Regions from separate parts of the Mus musculus genome. Here region 2 is linked to region 1. The links are chromatin loops, found by intact Hi-C in ENCODE. Cell type or tissue: heart. All regions are shown on one strand. Each heading gives the region's core, and the rest is flanking DNA. Links, peaks and the distances in the headings are about the cores only. Region 1 holds the start of Pes1 (pescadillo ribosomal biogenesis factor 1). Region 2 holds the start of Slc35e4 (solute carrier family 35, member E4).

Evidence for each region. Hi-C counts contacts between places; a loop is a spot of excess contacts. Peaks named below come from ENCODE experiments on the same cell type or tissue, not always from the same donor. Only the 100,000 strongest peaks of a DNase experiment are listed, where the experiment ranks them.
Region 2: a loop joins it to region 1, with 2.2 times the contacts of the local background. A loop is called at or near these places in 2 of 42 quality-filtered maps.

Annotation. Positions count from the first base shown.
Region 1 is chr11:3,959,268-3,967,595 of GRCm38, forward strand. It overlaps Pes1 (pescadillo ribosomal biogenesis factor 1), which reads left to right and starts at 4,708. Exons shown (of 15, transcript NM_022889.3): 1 at 4,708-4,793. The coding sequence starts at 4,770. In heart, for the core only: no CTCF peak of the experiment used is centred there; DNase peaks (open chromatin) are centred at 4,454 and 4,704; H3K4me3 peaks cover 2,110 bases; H3K27ac peaks cover 1,448 bases; H3K27me3 peaks cover 620 bases.
Region 2 is chr11:3,906,695-3,915,022 of GRCm38, forward strand. It overlaps Slc35e4 (solute carrier family 35, member E4), which reads right to left and starts at 7,970. Exons shown (of 2, transcript NM_153142.3): 1 at 5,875-7,970; 2 at 328-1,290. The coding sequence starts at 6,493. The coding sequence ends at 857. In heart, for the core only: CTCF peaks have their summits at 4,456 and 6,241; DNase peaks (open chromatin) are centred at 4,437, 6,057, 7,267, 7,547 and 2 weaker places; H3K4me3 peaks cover 3,820 bases; H3K27ac peaks cover 2,892 bases.

The sequences.
Region 1 (8,328 bases), core at 83-8,082:
TCTTCTGCTCCTAGTTTTCATCTTGTGCTTCATGTTTGTATGATTGCTGAAGTTTATTTGTTTGTGTTTTAGCTTTAGAATAGAAAACAAAATTCAAATTGCTCTGGCATTCAGCAGTGTTTAAAATCTGCATCTCCAGGGGATAGCTTCTATGAACATGACCTTGGGTCAGGTGAATTACATGGGCCATGACTTTAAACTTAAAACAAAACAAACAAACAAAAAAACTTCTTAGGGGCTAGAGAGATCACTTGCTGATCATGCAGTGGACCTGGGTTTGTTTTGAGCACATGCATGGTAGCTCACAACTTCCTTTAACTTCAGTCCTAGGGAATCCAATGCTCTCTACTAGCCTCTGTATGGGCACCAGGCACAGATACAGTGCATATACACACATGCAGAAAACATTCATATGCATGAACTAAGTCATTTATTATTATTATTATTTTGTTTTTTTCTAGACAGGGTTTCTCTGTGTATCCCTGGCTGTCCTGAAACTTGCTCTATAGACCAGGCTGTCCTTGAACTCAGATCTATCTGCCTCTGTCTTTTGAGTGCTGGGCTTATCCCATGATCAAAACCATAACAGTCATTTGTTACAAATCTTGACTAGGAAAATTGCCACAGCAAAGGACTCCTGCCTATGTCTCAAGGCTCCAATGCCAGTTTCCCCTGCTGGTGACATTCAACTGGAATCAAATTTAGAGGTACAAAAAAGACCATCAAATGGAGTCACCTGCCGTCCAGTCCATACTGCAGCTATCCCTGAATCTGAGTGACTTTGCTCTTGCCTGTGGTTCATAAGCCTTTTTTATCTGGCTGCCTACAGACTTTCCCTTGCTCCTGTGTCAATCCTGTTTCTAACTTCAGGATAGTCTTCCTGGATTCTGCACTCTTTCTTCGCCAGCCTATAATCTGTACGTGTGTGTGTCTGTATGTACACATGTGTGTATGTATAATATGTAATCTATGGATTGATTTCATAATTAAGATTGAAACAAAGAAACTGTGATTGCCAGTGGCCAGCTAGCAAACAAAATTGGGATCAGTTGACAGACTGCAGCCAAGGAAACTGACATACTCTGTGACTTTATTATTAAATAAATTTTGCTACTGTGAAAAGACACAAAACATATATTTCTGCCATTGCATACACAAAACAACCACCTAAAGCAAGTGTGAATATGCATATCTTGTGATTGTTCCTTAAGGGAAACAATACAGGACTTGTCTTTTTATATGTGTGTGTATACTGTGTATGTGGAGTATGCATGTGTGTGTGCAGGTTCCTGTGTGGGAGTGTAGGTGCACATGAGCCATGGTATGAGTGTGGAGGTCAGAGGACAGCAGTAGGTATTGGTCCTCTCCTTCCATTGCTTGAGACAGTTTATTGTTGTAGTGAACACGTAAGCACCAGTGAGATGCATACTCTAGCTGTCCTGTGAGCTTTCCATGGTCTGGCTCCCATCTATCATAGGAGTCACAGAAGTATAGATTCAGCTTTCCGTGGGCTCTGAGGATCTAAATGAGTCTTCACCATTGCCCTCCAGGGCTTTATTTATGGGGCCGTGTCCTGAATCCCAGTGTGGAACTTGCAACCTTGTTTAGCTTTTAAGCTCAGATTTGTTAAATACATATTTAAGAACATTCCATGAATTACCTCATTCTGCTCAACTTTAGGTGTGTGTGTGTGTGTGTGTGTGAGAGAGAGAGAGAGAGAGAGAGACAGAGAGAGAGAGCCCCTTGAGGTGCAGCATGACCAGACTACTCTAAAAACCTTTCAAGAGGCAGTCAGCCAAGCTCTGACCACAGAGATAAAAAGCCCAAAATGGGGCCACAAAATCCGACCAATCCCAGGCCACTCTGGAAAGCCCCAACCCCAAGAAGCCCTATGTAAAGCCTGCCTTCTGCTCAGTTCTTTAGTGCTTTTCTCCCAGGCAGAGGCAGCCAACTTCTTGTCTTTCCCAATGAATTTCTTTCTTCTTTTTTTTTTTTTTTTTTTCCGAGACAGGGTTTCTCTGTGTAGCCTTGACTGTCCTGGAACTCACTCTGTAGACCAGGCTGGCCTCGAACTCAGAGACCTGCCTGCCTCTACCTCCCAAGTGCTGGGATTTAAGGCGTGCGCTACCATGCCGGGCTCCCAATGAATTTCTTGTGAGGTTTTTTTGTGCAGTGTGACTTTGTGGTTTTCCTTAGCTCCTGACTGCCAAGATGCCTTTCCCCTCAGAGCTGTAACACCTCAGTGTTCATGTGCGAATGTGCAACTATTGTGGTGCTAGGAAGCACTCATGAACCCCAAAACAACACCAAGGAGCCCTTTCCAATGTAATAGCATTAGGGTCTCTTTATGACAAGCCCTGGCTTGGGCCCCCCTCTAATCCAACCCTGACATAGCAGGATGGGAAGGGAAGGAGGAACAGCCTCGAACAGGATACATTTTATAGGAAAATAGGAGCAAGTGAGGGATGAGGGAGGGGGTGTCAAGTCTGGCAAGCATCTCATAGAGTGACTATAAGCCAACAGGTTAGTGCTCTGAAGAAAGACCGTATACAATCACAAATGGTCTGAAAATGCATCTGAAACCGACTAATCTTTGATTAACTGTTGTTAGGGAGTAGCTAGGGAGTGACTCTGGCCAACAGCAAGCCGTGGGGTCCTTCCTGGTACATGGGTACAGCTTGGGCTCTGCTGCAGGTCATGTTCTCAGGCTCCCTTTTCTTTAAGATGAAGGCTGGGCCCAAGATGGAGTAGGTTTGGCCTCTCACTATATGTTCAGATGTGTATGAATAAAGTTGACTGGTTGTTTTGTTTTAGTGTTTTTGTTGTTGTTGTTTTGACAGGATTTCCCTGCATGGCCCCCACTCTCCTGGAACTAACTCTATAGACTAGTCTGGCCCTGGACTCAGAGATCCTACTGCCTCTGTTTCCAGGGTGCTGGGAATAAAGGTGTTTGCCACCACGCCTAGCTGATGTTTCCCCTTTTTAAAAGAAAGAGAAGTGCTTGCTAAACCTAAAACTGCTAACTTTTGTAATGCTAGGCTGACTGGCAAGTGAGCTTAAGGGATCCAATTATCCCATGTCCAAATTAGTGATTCCCTTCTCTCTCCTACCAGATCTGGTATTACAGCCCCCACTGCAACTTTTGTTTTGTTTTCTTGAGACAAGGTTTCTTTTGTGACTCTGGCTGTCCTGGACCGCACTCTGAGGACCAGGTTGGCCTAGAACTCAGAGATTCACCAGCCTCTGCCTTCCGAGTGCCTGCACACAACTTTTTTTTTTTTTTTGGATTTTGGTACTTTATTTTAGTATAAATATATATTCAACATATGGAAATCACAGTTTCTTTTTTAAAGAGATAAATATGCTTACTGTATCAAGTATACAAAACCACTCTTATAAATACTGATAAAGAGAATGTTCATTCTTATTAAACTCATCTTTCAAAGTTACATTTCAGCTATACATGACTTTAAGCAGAAAACCAAGAATTTTTTTAACATTTTGAAGTAAAAGTAATAAAATTTAAAGGAAATTGATAAAAAAGTCATAAATTTTAACTTTTTTATAAACATGAAATTACCACCTTTAAGACTGACTTAAACCTATCATCAGATCTCATAAGTTTAAAAATTATCTTTATAGATGGAATGATATGTTTTAAATGTGCGCACAACTTTTATGTGTGTGTTGCAGATCTGAACTCCATATCCTTATGCTTGCATGTCAGGAATTCTGTCCACTGGGCCATCTCCTCAGTCCTGTTTTGTTTTCTTGGTTTTGTTGTTTTGAAACACTATCTCTAGCACAGGCTGGCCTGAAACTTGTGCTCTCCCAGCCTCAGACTCCTGTGTGCTGGGATTACAGGCACCACCATCATGCTATGCCTTCCATTATTTTTCTTTCTTTTCATTTTTGTTTTGTTTCGACAGTGCGTCACTCAATACCCTCGCTGTCCTGGAACTTAGCCTCGGACTCACAGAGATCCGTCCCTTCTGCCTCAACTCATTCCCCAAATATAAGCAGTTCCTTAGACCCTCTCCGTGTCCGTGGGAGGTCAAAGGTCGGCCTTTGCTCTATTTTATTCTAACTTGAACAAACTAGGTGCAGCTGAATCTAAGGTCAACAAGGCAAAATCTGGTCAGCTGGGTTTACAACGCCTAGCAACCGTTGCCATGACAATTGAACTCCCTTAAACTCACTGGCCTAGCATTACAAAAACTAGTAGCTTTAGGTTTAGTGAGCATTTCTGTTTTTGTTTGTTTGTTTGGTTGGTTTGGTTTTTAAAGAAAACATCAGCCAGGCGTGGTGACACACATCTTTAATCCCAGTACTCTGGAGGCAGAGGCAGGCGGATCTCTGGATTAGAGGCCAAACTACAGAGCTCTCTGAATCCCAGAAGGCTCCGGGCTGTCTGTCTCCCATCCCTTCAGTCCTGCTGTATCCCAAAATGCACTGGGGCTCGCGTGCTCAAACAACCGTGTCTAGGGTGCTTATAAAACTGCCTAAATTTCCATGTTGCTTTAAAGCTTGTCTATAGATTTTGGTAACTAAGAAAAGAACTGAAAGAACTACCACAATTGTTGAGCTTTAGAGAATTTGGTTGTAAATAACGAGGTCGCCAAAAGCACAACTTTCTCTGGATTTGTACAGGCATATTTTCAGACAGCCCTCAGCTGGCGGCGTGGGGTCCTTCAGGGCCCTAGGCAGGGCACGTGCGGGAGGAAGTAGCTCTGGTGTTCTGGCTGCCTTGAATTTCTCAACGTGGAGCTATGGGAGGTCTGGAGAAGAAGAAGGTGAGTGAGTTCCAGCGGAGGTCGGAGCTCCGGCTTTATCACTTTCCCTGGCCTCTGGGGACCGAGAAGTCTTGAGACGGCCGCCGGAGCGAACCTTCTGCACGTAGGCCCCTGGAAGCCGGGAAGAACTGTGACGGGCTTTCTGTGGAAGGAGTTGTGGAGACAGGCGGAGCCGCCAAAAGAGTGATCAGTGACCAACGGGACGTAGAATTCATTATCAAGACTTGGGACTTTCTTAATTGAGCCAGGCCCGGTCCTAGGTACTGGGAATTGAGAAGTAAGCAGTCAGATGCGGCCCCGCTTTCCCAGTGTCAACTTCAGATAAAGTGGCTAAGGGTTTTTAAGTGCGCTCCTGAGAAAGGGAGGGAGGGAGGAGCAGTAGAGTGGAGAGTATCAACAGGCGCTTAATCCGATTAGTGTTGTCTTGTAGGTCCTCTTCTGACGTAGCATTTTAGTGGAAATCAGTACTTAAAGAACACTTTAGTCTGGGGCATGAAAATGTTGGGAAGTGTGGATGGTCCCCAACCTTCCCCTAAGAGAATTCTCGGCACTCAGAGAAAGGAGAGACTAATATCAGCGTGCAGCTGTAGCTTCCAGCCGTCTCTTAGCCGTCTCTGTGTTTGATGGTTTATATGGGGTTAGGCGTTGTCACAATCTTATATTTTAGGATGACCCTTTTGTTCCTTTACAGGCTCTGGTTATGATAGTTTTATCTTTAGCAGATGGAACTTGCTATCCGTGTGATATTGGTGGTGCTCAATTCTCAAGGGAGAAAATGACCTTTTTTTTTTTTTTCTTTAGAAAAGGGGAAAGGGTGAGCAGGTTAAAAGCAGAAGTCAGTGCAGTTTTAGCTCTGTTGTCTCAGATTAGAGACAGTTTCTTCTTCCTATGCAACCTTGTTTCCCAAGTTTAAGCTTCTTAATCATAATTAATGTGAAAGCTTGCTGTTTTTCTTTTTTCATTCAGAAGTGCTTAGCAGAGAAAACAGAAGTGAATTCCACGGCCAGTAGGAAAGAGAGGCAGGTGGTGTGCAGGGTTTTGGACAGACAGTAGCATGGCTGTGAGATGTAAATAAGTGAGGTGCTGTCTAGGTGAGGCTGGGGCCGTATCATGTGAGGCTGGAACTTATTCTGAGTGGAGAAGACAAAGAAAGTAAGTGACTTGATCTGAGTTATTCTTGCTTCTGTAAGGAGACTGTGGGTATGAAGTAACTTTGGGATAGGAATGAAGAAGATGAGATGGGCTCAAGTCTTTCCTTTGACTTGCAAGTTTCTGGTAACAATCTGCTTTGTTGTTTTTAATTACTTTTTTTAAAGTTATTTTTTATTTATTTTTATGTATATGAGTGCTCTATCTGCATGTATACCCGCATGCCAGAATAGGGCATCAGATCTCATTATGGATGGTTGTGAGCCACAATGTGGTTGCTGGGAATTGAACTCTGAACCTCTGGAAGAGCAGCCAGTTCTCTTAACCACGGAGCCATCTCCCCAGCCCCTTTAATTACTTTTTTGAGACTATAATTGCATTATTCCCCCTTTCCCTCCAAACCTTTCCATATATTCTCACTTGCTCTCCTTCAAATTCATGGCCTCTTTTTAAAATGATTTTTATATAACATAGTATATATATGTTCCTAAATACATAAATACACCTGCTATATACTAGTGTGTGTGTGTGTGTGTGTGTGTGTGTGTGTGTCAGTCAGTGTGTGTCAGCGTCAGGGTTGACTGTTTGGTATTGGATAGCTAATTGGTCTGTTCTTCCCTGGGTAATACTGTTTCTCCCACTCACAGTATTGGTTGCCTGTAGGGTTCACATCTCTTGGCCTTTCTTCTATCCATGTTAGCAAGTCTGTTGTCCTTGTTCAGCTTATGTTTAGGCAGCCATGTTGAGAGACTTTCTGGGTGTAGTTTCTGACATCCTTGGAGACACAAATCTCAGCAAACTTCCTGATCCTCGGCTCTTGAAGGTTTTCAGTTCCTTCTTCCCCAGTGATCCCTGAGCCTTGGGTGTAGGAGTTGTTCTGTGGATGTATTCATTGGGAGATTGGGCTCCTCAACTCTGCGTTTTGGTTGGTTGTGGTTTTCTGTAATGGTCTCTATTGCACAGCAGTTCTGAGATGAGGACTATACTTCTCTGTGGGTATAAGGACAAATACTTTTGAGTGTAGTCGGGGATTATGCTGGTTTGTGAGGTGGTGGTTGTAGGTTCTCCTTCAGGATTGCATAGCCCAGGGTAGTTGGCTGGGCATGCTTTTCCTATGTTGAGAGGGTCTTAAGTCCAAGTAGAAAATTGTTTGTTACTGCCCTGGTGTTCACACCTCTCCTGCCCCCTTTACTGTGCCGTGCTGACTGCTGCTGTGGTTTGTAGACATCACAGCTGGGCAGGACTGTGGTTGCATCCCTCCCAGTACCATGAAAGCTGGGCCTCGGGGAGGAGGCGTGCAGGTCAGTTTCCTCAGTGGCCTCTGATTCCTGCCTCTGAAGTGCATGGTGACTGCAGCAGGAGGGATTTAGTTCCTCCTCTGGGGAGTAACCAAGGGCAGCATCAGTAGTCTGTAGTGGGGTTAGTGGTGGGATGGGGGCTCACTGTTAGCACAGGCTGGCCTGGAACTCATGATCTTCCTGTTTCTACTTCCTGAGTTTGGAATTACAGGTGCTTACCACCATGCCTAGCTCAGTGGGAAATACTTTTCTATTTGACATTTATTTAGTGTACGTTTGTGTGCGTGCATATGTGTGCATGTGTGTCCCAAAGAACCACAGTGCACATGTGGAGGTCACAGGACAGTTTGCAGGAGTTGGTTCTCTCCTTCCACTCTATGTGTTTTGGGATCAAGACTGGCGACAGCTTTTACCTGATGAGCCCTCTCACTGGCCTCAGTGGGAAACATTTATGATGCAAACTGGGAAGCACATCCTTGGCTACCCCAAGGCTTAGCCTGGGCTGTTCCCAGTAGACAGTGGATGGCTACAGGAAAGGCTGCATAGTGTTTCATAGCTGTGGGGGCTGGGGGACTACATAGGTAGTTCAGGGGGCTTTGACTCTTAGAGCTGTACCTGGGTATAGAAGGTCCTGCTCTCGCTTCAGAGGAGGATCTTAATCTGGGGTGGACGTGGATGGTTATTGTTTCAGGCTCTTTGGAACCGGATGCTGTTTTTCTCTCTAGCAATGATATAAACGAACAGTACCATCTTAACACTACAGATATCCAGATGATTGAACAAGACAGCTTGCTTCTTGGAAGCAAGTTAGAAACCAGGCCCATTGTCTTCCTCACCCTCAGCATTTAGCTTAAAGCTTTGAACATAGTTACTGTCTGGTGAATGAAGGGGACTTGGGGGGTGTGTGGCTTAGGGCAAACATTTTCAATTAGAGTGATATTACCCCTGAGGGAGGGGGAAATGACCAGGAGATAACTTAGATTTTACAGTGCCTTGCAGTCTATCTCAAAGGAACATAGTCTACCCAGATCTTTAGTAGTACTAACATTCAAAGGGGCTGAGGGGAGGAAAGTGTGAGTGGTTGCTTA
Region 2 (8,328 bases), core at 194-8,193, 52 kb before region 1:
GGGACTTCATGGTGTCCAACAGGAAGCCCTCCCTGACTTTGTCCCCAGCACAGACTAGAGCTCCTGAACATGTGGTTTTAGGAAGATCCCTTCAAGAGAACAGTGCCTGAAATAGGTGGTCCAGACCAGGGCAAGGCAGGGCAGCGGGGCGACCAATACCACCGTCCTGAAGCTGGTCTATGGTAGCCTGGCCAGTGGAGGGGCATTGTAGAGAACAGTGCTAGGCTGGAGGCCAACACGGGGCCAGGGAGCGAGGGAGAATCATGTGGTAGCCAACCACTCCCTTGATATTCCCTTGGCTGGAGCCCCAAGGAATGACAGAGGTGTCCCAAGAAAAAATACTTTATTGGGGATGGAAGGCCCAAATCCAGGGGTGGAGGCACCAGAGTGAAGCCGCAGTAGCTACCTGAAGTTGGCACAGGCTACCTCATCTTTAGGGGAGCCCAGCCATGACGAAGCCTGCTCTGGTGACCCTCACAGCCTCCACTTCCCTCGCCCCCCAGGAAAGATTGTGTGACTACCGAGCATTGTCTTCATCCTAACACTTTGAGGTTCCCTAAGTTTGCCCAGCAACCTTCATCATAGTCGTTGACACTGGTTCCTCTGGCAAGCACACGTGCCAGACTTGGACCCACCATCCAGTGGCAGGGTTTGCTGTGAGAGGTGAGGCAAGCAGGGACAGGAGGTGGGTCTCTCTCAAAGTCCCTGGTGTGTAGCCTCCCAGGCAGCCCTTCCAGAAGGTGCCTTCTCTCCTGGGCCTGGCAGACATAGCACCTCTCCCTTTCCTCATGGCCATTGTCCAAGGTTAGATTCAGGCAGGGGCTGTCCAGGTAGAGCTCATGAGCTCCCCCAGGTCTCAAAGACCTTTGCCAGGCTGGTCCCTGTTCCACAACCCCCATCGGGTAGCCCAGGAGGCCACCAACTCACAGTTGTGATAAAGAAACATTCCTGAAAGGGTGAGGGTGATGCCCAGGTAGCTGAGCGCGCTGAGGTGGCTGCCGAACAGGAGCCGGGACAGGATGAGGTTGCCCACGACCATGAGGTTGCCCAGTACGTGGACAGTGAGGGCAGATGTGAGGGCCAGCAAGGAGAAGCTGGCCAGGTTGTAGACCACGGACAAGAAGCAGCTCAGCAGGACACAGGCCCAGAGGCGAGAGTCAGTGGGAGGCAGCGGTGGGGCTGTGCCAGCCTCCAGCACCAGTGCTGCACTGGCCAGCAGGCAGAAACTGGGCAAAGAAGTGGCATACAGCAGGGTCACCGTGTCCAGCCTCTCTTCTTGCAGCAGAGCACCTGCAACCAAGAGAGTGACCATCATCAGCTGGTATAGAGACAGCACCCACTGAGCCCGCTCCATACAGCCCCATCCTCCTAGCACAGCCTCCCGGAAGCTGGTCCTGACTCTGAGCAGGGTTAATACTCTGCTCTGAAGTATGACTTACAAGTGGTGGAGGAGCCAGGCCACCTGGGCTTGTGACCCATGCCCATTCCTCCCTTATCGAGTTGCATAAAACGTGAAATTTTTACAAGGATAGCATATACAAAAGCCGTAATATGGCAAATGCTGAGGAGATGTTAAGAACAAGGTCTTTGCGGCTCCAGTCAGGAAGCAGGGGCAGAGCAGCAGAGGGCCTAGCGCCTCCACTGCCAGTTATAACAACAGAAGCAGCAGCTTGATGGGGGGTGGGGGGGGCGGAGAGGGTAAGGAGCATGGACAGAGGAGGAGGGGGAGAAAGAAGGAAAACAGTTAAGAAAATGCTTTTGAGTCAAAATGGTGAGAGCAGCCATCATGCCATTCACTTACAACCACGGAGATGACAAAGGGCCAACAAGACAGTCATTGTTGGCTCTTGGCAGTCACTCACTGTTTATGATTGGGAATTGGGGGCTTTGTTTGCTTTTGTTTTCTGAAACAAATCCTCACGTAGCCAAAGGCAGCTTTGAGCTGGCCATGTAGCAGAGGCTAGCCTTGAACTCTTCATCCTCTCATTCTCCCACTGTGTTGTTACCCACCCCCTAGAGCTGGGATTGCAGGTGTGTACCACAGGCTCTGGCTTCATGATCTGCATCGTATCTTAAAAAACAAACAACAACAACAACAACAACAACAAAAAAGCTACCAACACCAGTGGGGCTTGTCAAGATGAACCCAGAAGTACAAGAACACCTTTTAGGTTTTCAAGGAAAGGGGATCTTGCCGCCTACACAAGCGTGGCTGTCTGTGCCTATGGCCATACCAGCCTCTATAGAGCTGATTGATTCATACAGAAAAAGCATGGCCACCACTGAAGTCCCACACAGCCTGGGTGAGCCTTCTCTGAGTCAGCGGAGGAGAGTTAACACTGGATGCTGGTGCCCTCCTGGGCCCTGTATTGCTGTTTCCCCATGCACTTTCCAAGGAGCCCCACAGTGCTTGCTCAGAGCCTGTGCTTAAATGGTAGTTATCCCCCTCTCGGGTCATTTGGCTGCCTAGGCTTGGTTCTTTAGGCAACAGTGTTTCCAGCTCCCGCGTTTCTAGAAACAAGCAGCTAGTCATAACTCCTCTGCTCATTCACGCCCAGTGCATCAACCAGGGAGCTGTCCCTGTCCATGGCCTGGCCTCAAAGACAGGAAGGAAGGAAGGCTTTCGCTTTCAGGTGGGCTCCACTCTCAGGGGCAGCCCCTGCACCCTGCCCAACCTCCCCATCCCTGCAGCCCACAAAGGAGCTGGGATTCCTGTGGCAGAAGTGACTAACTCCCCAAATGTTAGCCTGTTGTCCTGACTCTCGGTGACCCCGCCCTTGCCAAAACTCTCTTTGTCATGCTCTGCTTTTCCAAAGATATTTCTTTTTTTTTTTTTCTTCCTTCTGGTGCTGGGGCCCAGAAAGTTATCATTGAGCTACACAGTCCCAGCTCCTCCAAAGTGGGGGAGGGGGGAGGGAGGCTGAGACAGCTCTGTAACTTAAAAAATATTACACATATGTATGATGTGTGTATATGTATGTCACATGCATGCAATTTGTGTGATGTATGTATGTATGTATGTGGACTATGTGAAGGTCACAGGGCAACTTGCAGGAGCTGGTTCCCTCCTTCCATACTCCGGTCATCTGTGCAGCAATGCTTTCACGCACTGAGCAATCTCACTAGCCCTGAGACAAGGGTTTTCTGAGTAGCTCATGCTGACCCAGAACACTCTCTAGATCCCAGGCTGGCCCACACCAGGCTGGCTAGACCCTCTTGTCTCAGATTCTAAAGTTATGGGATTACAGACATGTGCCACCATGCCAGGCTGAAAAAGCATTCTATTTTTCTGCTTATAGACAGAATCTGACTTTGTAGCCAAGCTGGCTTTGAACCCACCATTCTCCCAGGATGCCAGGATTGTAGGCATGCACCTCCATGCCTGCCTCAAAGGTAATTTCAGCGGCTGAACACACTCAACCTCTGCCACACACACACAGAGCAGTGACCTCTTGGCCTCTCACCACTTTGTCCCTTCCCTAGCTGTGTAACAGTCACCTCTCTGCCTCAGTCTCCTCGTGGATGGGGGGAGGGGTCAGGAGTGCACTTACATTCAGGGTACACACTCAGCACTGAGGTGGACACCATCCTTTGAATCTGAGGACTGACAGGACTCTGCCACAGCCTGTGCCACATCCAAGGATATCCTTTGCTGCTCTGTCACCAGCATTGTGGCTGTAGAGCACCCTCGGCAGCCTCATCAAGCCCCCACCACACCTGTGCCCACCTTGCGCTTGATACAAGTTCTGTCTTGCTAAGTACAGTGCCCCACTCTCTGGGGGCTCAAAGAAAGTTCTGAAACACAGGTGTGTACAGATGACAACAGGCTCAGCAGGCTGGCACCTCCTTTCCTTGCCTCTCTGGATCTGAAGGCAGCACTGCTCCATTCTGTACATCCCCCTGCCCCTGCAGCCAGCCCAGGCTGACTGTGGCTGCTTAAGCTCCCTTTCTGGACTCCTACCCCTGCTCTCACACCATGTGCTTTCAGGGATGGAGCGAGGGCCTGTCCAAGAGCCCTTAGCAAAGCAAACTTCCTCTTTTTAAAAATTCCACTCCCAATCCTGGAGCCAGTCACTCTTCTCATCTCTGCCAGGCTCCCATTTCTGAGGGGGAACCCCCAGCTCTCTAAGTGATCTTTCCCAATCTGACATCAACTGACATCACAACCATCAATTAGAGACATCATTTGAATTTCTCCCCTAACCCAGGCCCTAGGCCAAGTGCTGAGGACACAGAAATGATCCAACACACTGCCTGGGCAGAAGCAGATGGATAGGCAATATGAACTGAACAGCCCACCATTGGTCAAGTAAAGGGCACCTAATGCACTCAGTGGAAGACACTGAGTCTTGAGAGAGAGGAAGAGAGCCAGCAGAAGCCAAGAGGTGGCTGCCAGTCACGTGCTACTATGAACAACCTGCGCCCCCTAATGCTTGGCTGGCCACAGCCCCTCCTACAGGCAGGAGCTGCCCAGAGCCTGGTATGAGGAGTACCGGGCCGGGCCTTCTCTGCCTGGTGTCCCTACCCAGAAAGGCCCTACAGAGTCAGGTTTCCCTGAGCCACTTCAAGGCCCAGCTCAGGCCTCACTCAGCTCATGTAACCTGAGGACTAAAATAGAACTCTGTTTTTACCCTGCTCATGGCTTGGGGAGATAGTGACAAGACCTTTGGGTTCCAGACAGAAGATGCCAGGCAGGACTAAGGCCTCACTTTGCCATTCCTCACTGCAGGTTACAGCAACCATAGCTCAGCAGCCCTGGGGACCCCTTACATTCTAACTCTCCTACTTCTTCCTTGGATTAAGGTGGAGAGACAGTAGAGCTATGACTCAAAAGCCCCTCAACTGCTCAGACAGGAAGTCAGCCTCTACCCCCTAGCACACGGGGCTGGGCAGGGAAGGATAACTTACTTCTGCCCTCAGTCCTGCTGCTGCCCACACATGACAGAGCCAGCACCCAGTCACACAGACCAGACTTGGAGTCCTTGGGAGCCTTGTGACCCTGGGCCAATCATAAACCTCCTTGGAAGCCGGGCGTGGTGGTGCACGCCTTTAATCCCAGCACTCGGGAGGCAGAGGCAGGTGGATTTCTGAGTTCGAGGCCAGCCTGGTCTACAAAGTGAGTTCCAGGACAGCCAGGGCTACACAGAGAAACCCTGTCTTGAAAAAACAAAAACAAAAACAAAAAAACAAAAAACAAAAAACAAAAAAAAACCTCCTTGGCAGCACTCAGGAGGGTTGAGTTAGGAGGATCATAAGTTTAAGGCCGACCTGAGCTTCTCAGCAGGACAGCCTAACCTCCTCTGCCCCAGTAAAATGCTCTCTTATTCATTCCATCGCCTGTGACATGAAGACAAAGATGGACATTGTCATGACAACCTATGATCAGCACCCAGAACCAAGTTCAGCACACTGTAGCTCCTGGTAAAAGCTCTGAGAAACCCCTGTGTTCCCAACCAGCTTAAGGCCTTTCTGCGTTCCCTTCTCTTCCCTAGTTTATACTCCCTGGCCTTCTGAGTTCCTAATCCTAGGACACACAGCTTAGACAGCCTGGAGTCTGAATGCCACTCTCAAATCTTGCCTCTGTTGCTTACTGGCACAAGGCCCAGGCTCTGCACGGCTGTCAAGTGGGGATAATAAAGTGTGCTTGCTTCAACGAGAGGCAGTAGGATGCGGTGGAACAAAAGGATTCTCGAGTTATAGAAACATTTCACCAACAACTGTTATTAACTATGCCTCTAAGGCTTAAGTTTGAGGCCGGAACTCACTGAATACTCTCTGAGCCTTGCCTGTAAAGAGGATCACTGCCCCCTCCCCTTTCCCAGGAACATCACGGCCACACCCCCCACCTCCTCAGGTGGAGACCCAGGCACTCACTTTGTTGAACAGACTTGAAGCCTCGCAGACAGGTGGCCACCAGCAAGAAGCCGCAACCAGCTGGAGGTGCCCGGAGCTCTCCAGCCAGACTACATGCAGCCCCTAGGCAGAGCGGGCCCATGGCAGCAAACTGCAGAGGATGGTGTCTTCGGCCAAGCAGCAACGCAGACAAGGCCATTGTGAACAGTGGTGTGGTGGTGGTGGCCAGCTGTGCTAGGTCCAAGGGGACAGTGCTCAGGCCCACGTTGCCGCACGCCATGGAGGTACCGAAGGTGAGGCTGAGCAGCAGCACTCGACGGTGGATGCTGTGCGGCACGGGGCGCTGGGCCCCCCAGTGGCATGCCAGGGCGGCTGCCAGCATGTGCAGTGCTGAAAGCAGCAGGGGCCGTCCGAAGCCATGCACTGTGAAGATCCACTTGTTGAGGCTTGACATGCTGGCTCCCGCCAACAGCCACACCAGTGCTGCCACAACCACTCTCGCCGGAGCAGGCTGCCCAAGGACCTGGGGTTTGTCCGGAGGCCACTTGGGGCGGCCATGCTCCTGGGCACTTCCAGCCACAGCAACTGCTTCGGCTGAGGTCATCATGCCTTCATGGTGCTCCAGTGGGCAGCGGCACATCCGCACCAGTGGGGCTGGGGCAGGAGGCAGGCTTTCCAGGGAGTCGCTGAGCCTGGTCCTGATTCCTCGGACAGGAGAGGGCAACACTTCAGGTGCTAGACTCTGAGCCAGCCGATAATTCTGGTCAGGGAAGAAGGTCGTGGCTGCTAAGATGCCGGACTGGCTGGTGTCCACCCAGGCCTCGTAAGCCCTGGGCACCTCCCGCACCAGGGGAGGCCTTCTCTCTTCTCCGCGCCCTAAGCTCACGCGATGCTTTCACACCGAATCCGTTTGTCTTTTTCCATCTTTGGTCCCCAGACTGTCAGGATGAGGTCACTGACTGACCCCGACCGCCTGCGTGTTTGGTGCTCAGGCCCGGACCAGGTCTGGCAGGGTCGATAATATTCCGAGCGTGGGAACGGAGGTTGCAGCCGTCGCTCCCCTCCCCCAGCCCCCTTTAGCCTTTTACTGGACCGGGAATAGACGCCGATAGGCCGGCGGACGCGGAATCGCGAGCTCGGACTGGCTGCAGCCTCTCAGGATGCTCTGGCTGTTCTGGCTGCCGCTCGGCTCCCGCGGTGGATCTGGCAGCTTCGGGCGCCGGGCTCTAGTCCCTCCCGAGTCCCGCGCGGCTCAGCGCTTCCCGGCCCTGCCCTCTCCGCCGCTACCGAAGCTGCGCTCCACCCGGAAAGTTGGGCTCAGCCCGGGCCCCGCCCACGAGTACCAGCCCCGGAGCCCGGCGGACGTCTAGCCCCTCCCACAGCCTTTGCGCCTCCCGACTTGGCTTGCGCAGCTGCGGCCGCGAATCCCTTAGTGGAGAGTGTGGGTTGTACCAGCCACCAACCGGAATCCGGATTGTCTCCAGCGCCAAGTAGAGCCTTCCTTAAAAAGACCAGTATCCAGTGCTGGAAACCCTGGGCACTCTGCAGAGCCGTCCCCAAGCTGTCTGCCATCGTCGAGAAGCAGGGCGTTGAAGTGAGACATACCACATCACCTGATCCCAGACCACAAAGGTCTCCTTGAGATCTTGGAATTCAACGGAGCTAGACCACGTGGTCCCTTAAGGCTGCCTCATCTTGTTCCCCCTCCATTCCACTCCAGATCTTTTCTCCCCCTCTCAAACCAGGGCGGCGCCCCCTCTGGGGCAGCAGAAGGGGAAATGAATCACCAAAGCTAACCACAGCTCCGGGAAGCAGGGTACAGCGGGCCGGCATCCATCCCGAGCTAGCCGACTTTATGTGCTGCTCCCTAGGCATTCCGAGGTGACTCACAGCTGGGTTTCATGAGGCCCACGGAGCAGAATCCTGGATGGTTCCCGGGTTTCCCACCTGAATTCAGGTTAGGGTAAGCAGCTGAAACCCAGGGACCTGTTCCCAGCCCAACGCGTGAGCAAGAATCAAGGTCCATCCTGGACTCTTTCCGGTAATTGGATTTCTGGGGAAGCTCCCGCTCACCTGCACAGGCCTCACCCGGCTCTGTTGTCAAACAAGTCCTGGATGACAACCTGCCTAGAGAAACAAGATCGCAAAGCGCAACTGTGTAGCCCGGCCCGCAGCGCCCTCTGGTGGTCGTGACTCCGCACTGTTGCAAGCGTTCCTAATCCCTTCCCAAAGAAATTCAGGTGAAAATAAGCCAGTCCCACCTGAGACCTAAATCAGATCTCTGTCCCAGATGAACCAGGAATCTACACTGTCACACTTGCCTCCGATGAGTCTGATACCCGCGGGAACCCGTAGATCTCTGCTGAGTAACCCAAGTTGAAGGGCAGAGAGTGTAGGTAGGAGACTTCCAGGGAAAGGATCAAAATCTGGGGCATTTAGATAGTTTTTCCAAGAAGAGTTATGGGAGGGAAACTG